Linked DNA regions of Homo sapiens: region 2 is linked to region 1. A link is an interaction called in ENCODE POLR2A ChIA-PET data of the cell type or tissue named here. Cell type or tissue: Caco-2. All regions are shown on one strand. Links, peaks and the distances in the headings refer to the core of each region. The heading gives the core; the rest is flanking DNA.

Evidence for each region. Peaks named below come from ENCODE experiments on the same cell type or tissue, not always from the same donor. Only the 100,000 strongest peaks of a DNase experiment are listed, where the experiment ranks them.
Region 2: POLR2A ChIA-PET joins it to region 1 with 9 read pairs; 8 of 35 experiments call an interaction of 5 or more read pairs at or near these places.

Annotation. Positions count from the first base shown.
Region 1 is chr17:48,158,090-48,163,464 of GRCh38, reverse strand. It overlaps SKAP1 (src kinase associated phosphoprotein 1), which reads left to right. Exons shown (of 13, transcript NM_003726.4): 11 at 896-996. Among named protein-coding and RNA genes, the nearest start is that of MIR1203, 4.3 kb to the right of the region's middle. RefSeq lists an enhancer at 2,561-3,106. In Caco-2, for the core only: no CTCF peak of the experiment used is centred there; a DNase peak (open chromatin) is centred at 2,694.
Region 2 is chr17:48,087,838-48,093,212 of GRCh38, reverse strand. The region is part of intron 1 of CBX1 (chromobox 1); the gene reads left to right. It also overlaps the pseudogene RNU6-1201P. Among named protein-coding and RNA genes, the nearest start is that of CBX1, 11 kb to the left of the region's middle. In Caco-2, for the core only: no CTCF peak of the experiment used is centred there; no DNase peak of the experiment used is centred there.

The DNA of each region.
Region 1 (5,375 bases), core at 231-5,230:
CCCACTTTGTACTCTAGTGTTTAACCTTTCCGGGTAGAAGATCAATACAAATTCTTCATTGTTAAGAATCGATGGCTGTCCTGTGGCATCATTGCCATCTAGTTCTGCTGAGAAGCTCAGTAAATCTCTCCAGCTGCTTCTAAAGCTTGGTTTGTCGTCTTCAGTTGCTTTCATTTTTAATGCAGATCACTTTGGTTTCTGTTCCCCTGGGGCTTGCAGATAAATCTTGGCAGACATGTTCAAGGTCTACAAATGAGATGCTGGAAAAGGGCCAGCCCACCCAGAATTTAGTTGTAATGGATGAGACACCCCCTTGGTTCCACTTAAAGACTGGGCTATTCGTTTCAGTATTTATTGGTGATTACCTCATATAGTACCTAGGTGGGAAGTTCCCAGGACAAAGTTCCTATGGACAAAGAAGGCCGAAAAGTGAGCTGTGATCCAGAAGCCTGCTGGCTGACTAAGCCTTTCTTGTAAATAGGCAGAAGTCACAGATTTACTCTGATCCTTCAAATGCATAATGAAGAGAAAAACTAGATAGTTAGTTGCCCTGGATCAGGAAAGTCTGGCGGGAAACCTCTGCACTGCTTACTTACAAACCAAGTGAAAAATTACCTGCCTGATTTTCTTTTATTAATAAATAAATATATTTATCATATTGTTGAACGGCATCCTACTAGGAGTGATCTGTAAATATTTAATGTTAGTTAATGATCTCCTTCTCCCATAGTCCTTTGCTCATGCTGAGTGTTTGGCTGTATCTCATCTCAACTCCCCTTAATCTGAGGTTTCCTAGGGGCAATATCAGAACCCTGGTTTCCATTTGCAGCAAAAACATGGGTACCTCGGAAAAAATAGAGTCCTTTTAACTTTGATTTCTCCTCTCTTTGATCAGTAGACTATGCCAGTTACTACCAGGGCCTATGGGATTGCCATGGTGACCAGCCAGATGAACTGTCCTTCCAACGGGGTGACCTCATCCGTATTCTGAGCAAGGTAAGGACAGAAAGTGTGGGGCTTAAATAGAAAGTCAATTTTTTCATTCTTGATTTAGTCACCATAAACAGAATTATTCCATGTCATACACTTCCCATGGCTCCCTCACAATATAAATTCCCATTTATTCATAATTGTTAGGAAAAGTTTTAAATGAAAATCCAGATTCAGGAACCATTTTCACATTTAAAAATACAAGGCTAGGCCGGGCGTGGTGGCTCACGCCTGCAATCCTAGCACTTTGGGAGGCCGAGGCTGGTGAACTGCCTCAGCTCAGGAGTTCAAGACCAGCCTGGGCAACATGCTGAAACCCAGTCTCTACTAAACTACAGAAAATTAACCAGGTGTGGTAGCACATGCCTGTAGTCCCAGCTACTTGGGAGGCTGAGGCATGAGAATTGCTTGAACCCGGGAGGCGGAGCTTGCAGTGAGCTAAGATCACGCCACTGCACTCCAGCCTGGCGATGGAGCAAGACTCCATCTCAAAAATAAATAAATAAATAAATAATAAAAATAATAAAATAAAAAATGCAATAAAATTGGTATTATACCAAAACCATGCCAATCAAAATTTAATCTTTCTCAGGGACTTGTGCTTAAAGGTCATCACTATGTACATAATTTATTACCATGTAATACTATTGAAAACATTCTGGCTAGGTAAGCTGCCTTCTTATTTCATTTATAGATAAACAAGACTGTAACATAATTATGTATGGGGGAGGAGTCAGAGCTCGTTAACTCAATTGGTTTGAGCAATTGCTGATAAGGCCAAGAGAGTGAATTCAATCCCACACAGGCCAGCTAACTTTATTCTCTTCCTCAGTCATAAGTTAACCCCTAGTTCCAGCTAACCATCTTACAAATAGTAGTGTTGACCGTAAACAAACTGGTTTTTTAAAAAAAGGATGGATTATTACAGATCAATCACTGATGTGAAGAAGATTCAGAACTCATGGGCTACAGTTTGGGGGATCAGTAGCATCATGTTGGTAAAGAAAGACCATACATATTCTATAGGTGGGCTAAAATAATAGGCTCTGTCCCTAGCACTTATTAAAAAGTCCTCTCTCTATGCAGCCAATCAATCTCTACAAACACATTTTTGAAATAGGCACAACTTGCTCTTTAATTGCTGAGTATGTGGATTCCATAAGGGAAAACTGAAAACCCGTTGGTTATTAATCTGTCATTTATCGTTTATCTTTCTTCTTTTTTTTATGTGTCAGTATCTTTTATCTTTATTCTGTGAATTTTACTACCTTGGGCAAAGGTTTGTCTTGGTTTGAGATATACCATAAGCACCTTAGGAAACAGTCTAGGTCTAACCCACAGCACCTTTCTATGGTTCCAACAGAATCAGGCCCCTTTAAATATGGACCCAATTCAAATCCAACCCTTTGTTTGCAAGAGAGTAGGAGGCCTGCAGGCCTTGTTGAGTGAGATCACAATCTTCTAGTGATTTATCCTGGATCCTTAACTCAGTACCACCCTAGTGCCATTTCTGTGTGGCTCCAATACACACCAAGAATAAATTGGAAGCAAAAAAGGGAGTGGACATTGGCCTGATTGGTATTTCAAATGCCCGAAAGCAAGGTTTGCCGTGTAATAGAATTTGTGTACATTACCACACTGGCATTACAGGGGTAATCGAGTTATCCACTCAGGTGTGACCAGGCCTCTGTTTGCCCAGAGCCTGCAGGTGAACAAATTAACTGTTTACATTGTCTGGAGGTGCCTGCAGCAGGAGGGGGGAAGAACAGAGCCAGACTGGCTGCTGGCCTTCTCTCTGTCATGATTATTTTGTTTGTTTTGCATGTCTTTTGCCTTTGTTAATGGCTTCTCACTGGGGGTCCCTTTCCTCTAGTTAGAAGGGGTTGTGCGGTGACCTGTCCTGCAGTATGGAGCTGTCTGTGGTTACAGTGGCTATTGTATTTTTAAGAAATCTCAAAGAACATGGGGAACCAATCCAATCTTTAAAAAGAAAAAAAAAAAAACCTCTTCCCCTTCTCTGTTACTAAAAGCTAACATAGGCCAGGCATGGTGGCTTACGCCTGTGATCCCAGTATTTTAGGAGGCTGAGGCAGGAGGATGCTTGAGCCCAAGAGTTCAAGACCAGCCTGGGCAACATAGCAGGATCCCATCTCTACAAAATAAAAAATTTAAAAAAAAATAGCTGGGTGTGGTGGTACATGCTTGTAGTCTCAGCTACTCTGGAAGCTGAGCTGGGAGAATCACTTGAGCCCAGGAGTTCAAGGCTGCCATGATTTTTGCCATGATTGCCACTGCACTCTTGCCTGGGTGACAGAGTGAGACTCTGTCTCCAAAAAGAAAAAAAGAAGAAAAGAAAGCAAATATATCAGGGTTTAATTCAATGAGAATACCTCACTGCCCTGTTTCTATCAGTTTCTTTCTCCTCTCTTCTGGAAGGTTCTGAGTCCATTTTCATCCTGTACCATTGTATTAATAGTAGCATATTTCTTTCCCAAAAAGCTACACCAGCTGGCTCCCTTCCCCATGTTGCAAATCCCTGCATATCAAAGAGGAAATGAGAAGTTAAGAGCTCAGCTGAACTTTCCCTCATGAAGCTGCATTCCAGTTAACATTGGTTTGGGGAGCATTTCAGTTTTGATTCACCTGTATTATATTACCTAATTCAATAATAGTCCTTGGACAGGAGGGAACCTTAAAAGGCCACCCAATCTATTCATCGCCTTGCTTCTAAGAAGCACAAATGAACAAATTCAAACAGATAGAAAACGAGATTCCACTACCATTCCCAGCCATCTGTCTATTCAGAAGTTCAGTAGTGCCTCATCTCTGGAATTTTCTCTCAAATAGATCCTAATTTATTCCCACTTTAGCCTCAGCTGCCTTCTTTTGCTGGGGTCCGTTACACTCTGCAGCTGCCTCTCACGCCTGTAAGGACAGAACTGACCCAAGTTGAATTTAGTCCCGGAAAGTGGTGTCTAGAAAGCTCTATTTTACTTTTCTTTTTGTCCAGTAGAAGCTCTGTTGGACAAGAAGGGCCTGCTGTTTAGGAATCTAGGGAAATCTGTTTCCCTGAGAGACACAGATGCAGCTGTGTGCAGCTCAGCTTAAGTGGACTTGTTTCTTCACCTGTTAAAAGAGAGCGTGGAGTTGGATAGCATCTAAGAATCCTTCTACCTCAGACATTCCCATTCTAAATATGGTGGGCCTGACACTGCAAAACTGCTAAAGAAGTTCCACACAAAAATGTGTTTTAGCCTTAATTACTTATTCAGTTTAAACAAAAAAGAATTTTTTTAAATTACCAGCTCTTTTGTTTTCAGTTCTCATAAATACATCTGGTTTCCCCCTCTCTCTCTATCTGATAAAAGTATTCTGAAAGGCAGAGTCCGGAGTGCAGAGGTTAGAGGATCTAGAAGGGGAGGTGAGATGGAGGTGGCAGGGGAAATGAGGATGGCAGCTTTAGTCGTAGGCTCCTGCTGCTCCCTGCTGTTTCTTTTTTTTTTTTTTTTCTTTTTGAGAAGGCGTCTCGCTCTGTTGCCAGGCTGGAGTGCAGTGGCGCGATCTCGGCTCACTGCAGGCTCCGCCCCCTGGGGTTCACGCCATTCTTTTGCCTCAGCCTCCCGAGTAGCTGGGACTACAGGCGCCCGCCACCTCGCCCAGCTAATTTTTTGTATTTTTAGTAGAGACGCGGTTTCACCGTGTTAGCCAGGATGGTCTCAATCTCCTGACCTCGTGATCCGCCCGCCTCGGCCTCCCAAAATGCTGGGATTACAGGCGTGAGCCACTGCGCCCGGCCTCTGCTGTTTCTTAATAGTCACCCAAGCATGATCCAACTTTGAATCTTAGAAGCCTAGGACCAAACTCAGGAGAATCTTTTTTTTTCTTTTTTCTTTTTTTTTTTTTTTTTGAGACAGAGTCTCGCTCTGTGGCCCAGGCTGGAGTGCAGTGGCACAATCTCGGCTCACTGCAAGCTCCGCCTCCTGGGTTCACGCCATTCTCCTGCCTCAGCCTCCCGAGTAGCTGGGACTACAGGCACCCGCCACCATGCCTGGCTAATTTCTTTTCTTTTTTTTTTTTTCTTTTTGTATTTTTAATAGAGACGGGGTTTCACTGTGTTAGCCAGAATGGTCTGGATCTCCTGACCTCGTGATCCGCCCGCCTCGGCCTCCCAAAGTGTTAGGATTACAGGCGTGAGCCAGCGCAACCGGCCCAGAGGAGAATCTTTTAGTCTTGCCTTTGGGCAAGAATGATCACAGAAAGAGAGCTATTTATCGCATTTTTTTTTTTTTTTTTTTTTGAGACAGAGTTTTGCTCTCGTTGCCCAGGCTGGAGTGCGATAGCATGATCTTGGCTCACTGCAACCTCCACCTCCCGGGTTCAAGCAA
Region 2 (5,375 bases), core at 1-5,000, 70 kb after region 1:
ACCTCTGCCTCCTGGGTTCAAGCAGTTCTCCCTGCTTTAGCCTCCCAAGTAGTTGGGTAGCTGGGATTACAGGCGCCTGCCATCATGCCCAACTAATTTGTTTCTTTCTTTTCTTTTCTTTTCTTTTTTTTTTTTTTTTTTTGAGACAGAGTTTTGCTCTTGCTGCCCAGGCTGGAGTGCAATGGTGTGATCTCGGCTCACTGCAACCTCTGCCTCCTGGGTTCAAGCGATTCTCCTGCCTCAGCCTCCCGAGTAGCTGGGATTACAGGCATGCGCCACCACGTCCGGCTCATTTTGTATTTTTAGTAGAGACTGGGTTTCTCCATGTTGGTCAGGCTAGTCTTAAACTCCTGACCTCAGGTGATCTGCCGACCTCGGCCTCCCAAAGTGCTGGGATTACAGGCCTGAGCCACCATGCCCGGCCTAATTAATTAATTAATCTTTTAGAGATAGAGTCTCGCAGCTGGGTGCGGTGGCTCACGCCTGCAATCTCAGCACTTTGGGAGTCTGAGGTAAGTGGATCACGAGGTCAGGAGTTCGAGACCAGCCTAGCAAAGATGGTGAAACCTTGTCTCTACTAAAAATAGAAAAATTAGCCAGGTGCAGCGGCGGGCACCTGTAATCCCAGTTACTCAGGAGGCTGAGGCAGGAGAATCCCTTGAACCCGGGAGGTGGAGGTTGTGAGCCAAGATAGCTGCACTCTAGCCTGGGCAACAGAGCAAGACTCCCTCTCAAAAAAAAAAAGAGAGAGAGAGAGAGATGGAGTCTTGCTGTGTTGCCCAGGCTGGTCTGAAACTCATGGCCTTAACCACTCCACAACCCTTGCCTTGGCCTCCTAAACTGCTGGGATTACAGGTGTGAGCCACAGTGCCTCGCTAATTTTATTTTTTTTTTAATAGATAGTATTAAAAGGTAGAAGATCTGGTCGGGCATGGTGGCTCAGTCCTGTAATCCCAGCACTTTGGGAGGGCGAGGCGGGCAGATTACCCGAGGTCAGGAGTTCGAGACCAGCCTGACCAACATGGAGAAACCCCATCTCTACTAAAAATACAAAAGTAGCTGGGCATGGTGGCGCATGCCTGTAATCCCAGCCACTCGGGAGGTTGAGGCAGGAGAATCACTTGAACCTGGGAGGCGAAGGTTGTGGTGAGTCAAGATGGCACCATTGTATTCCAGCCTGGGTGACAAGAGTGAAACTGCATCTCAAAAAAAAAAAAAAAAAAAAAAAAGATCTGGCTGGGCATGGTGGCTCACGCCTGTAACCTGAGTACTTTGAGTGGTCGAGGTGAGTGGATCACCTGAGGTCAGGAGTTCGAGACCAGCCTGGCCAACATGGTGAAACCCCCTCTCTACTAAAAATACAAAAATTAGGCCTGGTGTGGTGGCTCACGCCTGTAATGCCAGCACTTTGGGAGGCTGAGGCTGGTGGATCACCTGAGGTCAGGAGTTTGAGACCAGCCTGGCCAACATGGTAAAACCCCGTCTCTACTAAAAATTCAAAAAATTAGCTGGGCATGGTGGCGCGTGCTTGTAATTCCAGCTATTTGGTGGGGCTGAGACAGGAGAAGCACTTGAACCCTGGAGGCAGAAGTTGCGGTGAGCCAAGATCATGCCCCCGCATTCTAGCCTGGGCAAGAGTGAGACTCTGTCTCAAAAAAAAAAAAAAAAAAAAAAAAAGGGCATGGTGGCGGGCACCTGTAATCCCAGCTACTTGGGAGGCTGAGGCAGGAGAATCGGTTGAACCCCAGAGGCGGAGTTCTAAAGTGAGCCGATATCACACCACTTCATTCCTGCCTGGGCAACAAGAGTAAAATTCCATCTTAAAAAAAAAAAAGCTAGAAGATCTGCAGTTATGAACTTTGATAGCCATTAACTGACTAGATCTTCAACCTAAACGGGTTAAAAGAGGGGGAAAGAAAATGGAATGGTAAAAAGAACTAGATGGAAAAAGGAATGAAGTAAGAAGTGATATGCAAAATAATTGTCATCTTCTCCGTGCCTCCCATTCCCTCAGTCTAGTCGAGGTCTTTCCACCTGGCCATGTTTCTTTTCCTCAGATAAAGCAAGCTCATTCTCACCTTAGGACTTTCAAACCAACTATTCCCTAACCTTGGAGTGCTTTTCTTATTTTGGCTGAGTTGTCTCCTTGTAGTTCGGGTTTCTGTTTAAATGTTATTCTAAAGAAATTTGCTTTGTAACATTTATCAGTAATATTTTCTTGTTTATTGTCTGTGCCATGCTTTGCAAACACATGTGTGCACACACTCAATAGTGCTCACTCACTTGTCTGCACTAGAATAATAAGGTCTAAGAGATCAAGGATTTTGTCTGTCTTGTCTACCCCATTTTTCCAGCACCTTACACGTAATAGGTGCCCAGTAGATAATTGTTATGTGAATGAATACAATAGGAGCATGTTCATACAGAGTTAACCCAGTCTGGGGCTCTAGGGAAGGAATTCTAAGGAAGTGACATTTAAGCTAAGGAAATTGGTTAAGTGAAAAGTTGGGCAAAGCGCAAGGTAATGATGATTGATAGGTGTAGGTGCAGGGGCCTTCAGCTCAAATGCCCACAGATAATGATGTGAAGAGATAGATTTTCATTTTGAAATCACTGGCTAGTGTTGAAAATGAATTGGATCAGGAGTTACCCATTGCAAGAGATGATGGTGGCTTCGAATAGAGCAGCAGCAGTGGGGCTGGAAAAAAGTATGAATTGGAAGATATTTAAGATATAAAATTACCAGGATTTAGTGAGAGACTGGATATGGAGGATGAGGAATCAGAGCTGATTCCCATATTTTTGTCTTGAGTACAGCAAAAGCTATATGAATTCTGAGACTGTTTATTTAATTGGGTGATTGGCTAGAAAAAAATATATACATGTAAATAAAAACTGAGGTTGAAATCACAATCTTCAAAGTTTCTTAAGGAACTTTACTGTGTGGATTACCAAAACTGATTTTTGTACTTACATAGGTCATCAGAAATCTTAAAATTTTTGTCACAAATAGCCGGGCGCAGTGACTCGTGCCTGTAATCCCAGCACTTTGGGAGGCTGAGGTGGGCAGATCATGAGGTCGAGATCGAGACCACCCTGGCCAACATGATGAAACTCCATCTCTACTAAAAATACAAAAATTAGCCAGGGGTGGTGGTGCACGCCCTGGAAGGCTGAGGCAGGAGAATTGCTTGAACCCAGGAGGCGGAGGTTGCAGTGAGCCGAGATCATGCCACTGCACTCCAGCCTGGGTGACAGAGCCAGACTCCATCTCAAAAAAAAAAAGTCACAAATAAATTTCGTTAAAATTTTCTGTTTGTATCCAGAATTTACTTCCTTTCTTTACTCCTTGGAAGGTAAATTCCTTTTGCCATTTATTTATTTATTTAGAGACAGAGTTTCACTCTTGTTGCCCAGGCTAGAGTGCAGTGACACGATCTCGGCCCACTACAACCTCCACCTCCCGGGTTCAAGTGATTCTCCTGCCTCAGCCTCCCGAGTAGCTGGGATTACAGATATGTGCCACCACGCCCAGCTAATTTTGTATTTTTAGTAGGGATGGGCTCTCACCATGTAGGTCAAGCTGGTATCAAACTCTTGACCTCAGGTGATCCGCCCACCTCGGCCTCCCAAAGTGCTGGGGTTACAGGCGTGAGCCACCGTGCTGGGCCCCGAGAACTGATTTATGTCTGCAGTAATGTGTGTAATTTCACTTGAGGAATATGGTTTTTGCCAATCCTCTTACAGCAGTAGCTTTTATCCAAGAATGTTCATCAAAATCACCTGTGGAGCTTTGAAAGATGCAGATGCCTGGCCAGGCGCGGTGGCTCATGCCTGTAATTCCAGCACTGTTGGAGGCCGAGATGGGCGGATCACGAGGTCAGGAGATAGAGACCATCCTGGCTAACACAGTGAAACCCTCTCTCTACTAAAAATACAAAAAAATTAGCCGGGCGTGGTGGCAGGCACATGTAGTCCCAGCTACTGGGGAGGCTGAGGCAGGAGAATGGCGTGAACCTGGGAGGTGGAGCTTTCAGTGAGCCGAGATCACACCACTGCACTCCAGCCTGGGCGACTGAGTGAGACTCTGTCTCAAAAAAAAAAAAAAAAGATGCAGATGCCAGCTTTTAAAATTGAGCTATGAATTAATTACTCTTGATTCAGATTTATGCTGTTCCTGGATTCCTTGGGATACTATAAACAAGTTTTGGGGTTTTTTGTTTTGTTTTGTGTTTTATTGAGACAGTCTTGCTGTGTCGCCCAGGCTGGAGTGCAGTGGTGTGATTTTGGCTCGCTGCCAATGTCAAAACAGCATTCTTCATTATAATAAAGGAAACCATACAATGGAATACTATGGCAGCTGTTAGGGATGGAGATCTTTATGGAATAATGTCAAAGATACATTGCATTGTATAAAATGGTAAACTGGTGCTTGCTTAAGCAGCACATGTACTAAAATTGGAACGATACAGAGAAGATTAGCATGGCCCCTATGCAAAGACGACACACAAATTCATGAAGCAGTCCATATTTTTAAGTATTTTTTTAAAAAAATCAAAAGTAAGAAATTTTTATTTATTTATTTATTTATTTTGAGATGGAGTCTCGCTTTGTCGCCCAGGCTGGAGTGCAGTGGCGTGATCTTGGCTCACTGCAACATCCGCCTCCCGGGTTCAAGCGATTTTCCTGCCTCAGCCTCCTGAATAGCTGGGATTACAGGCATGCGCCACCACGCCCGGCTAATTTTTGTATTTTTAGTAGAGATGGGGTTTCACCATGTTGGTCAGGCTGGTCTCGAACTCCTGACCTCGTGATCCACCCACCTCGACCTCCCAAAGTGCTGGGATTATAGGCGTGAGCCACCGCACCTGGCAACAAGAAAAATAAATTTTTTTTTTTTTTCAGACGGAGGCTCACACTGTCTCCCAGGCTGGAGTGCAGTGGCGCGATCTTGGCACACTGTAACCTCCACCTCCCAGGTTGTAGCAATTCTTCTGCCTCTGCCTCCCAAGTAGCTAGGATTACAGGCGCCTGCCACCACGCCCAGGTAATTTTTTGTATTTTTAGTAGAGATGGGGGTTTCACTATGTTGGCCAGGCTGGTCTCAAACTCCTGACCTTGTGATCCGCCCGCCTTGGCCTTCCAAAGTTCTGGGATTACAGGCGTGAGCCACTGCGCCTGGCCACGTTATATATTTTTGTAATTGAATGTTAATATATGATTTTAATTAGAAAAAATTAACTGCTTTAAAAACACCACTTCCTCATGTATTCGCTGTGGAGTGGGGTCTAGGCATCTGTATTTCTTCTTTTTTCTGTTTTCTTTTTTTTTTTTTTTTTTGAGACTGAGTCTCGCTCTGTTGCCAGGCTCTGGAG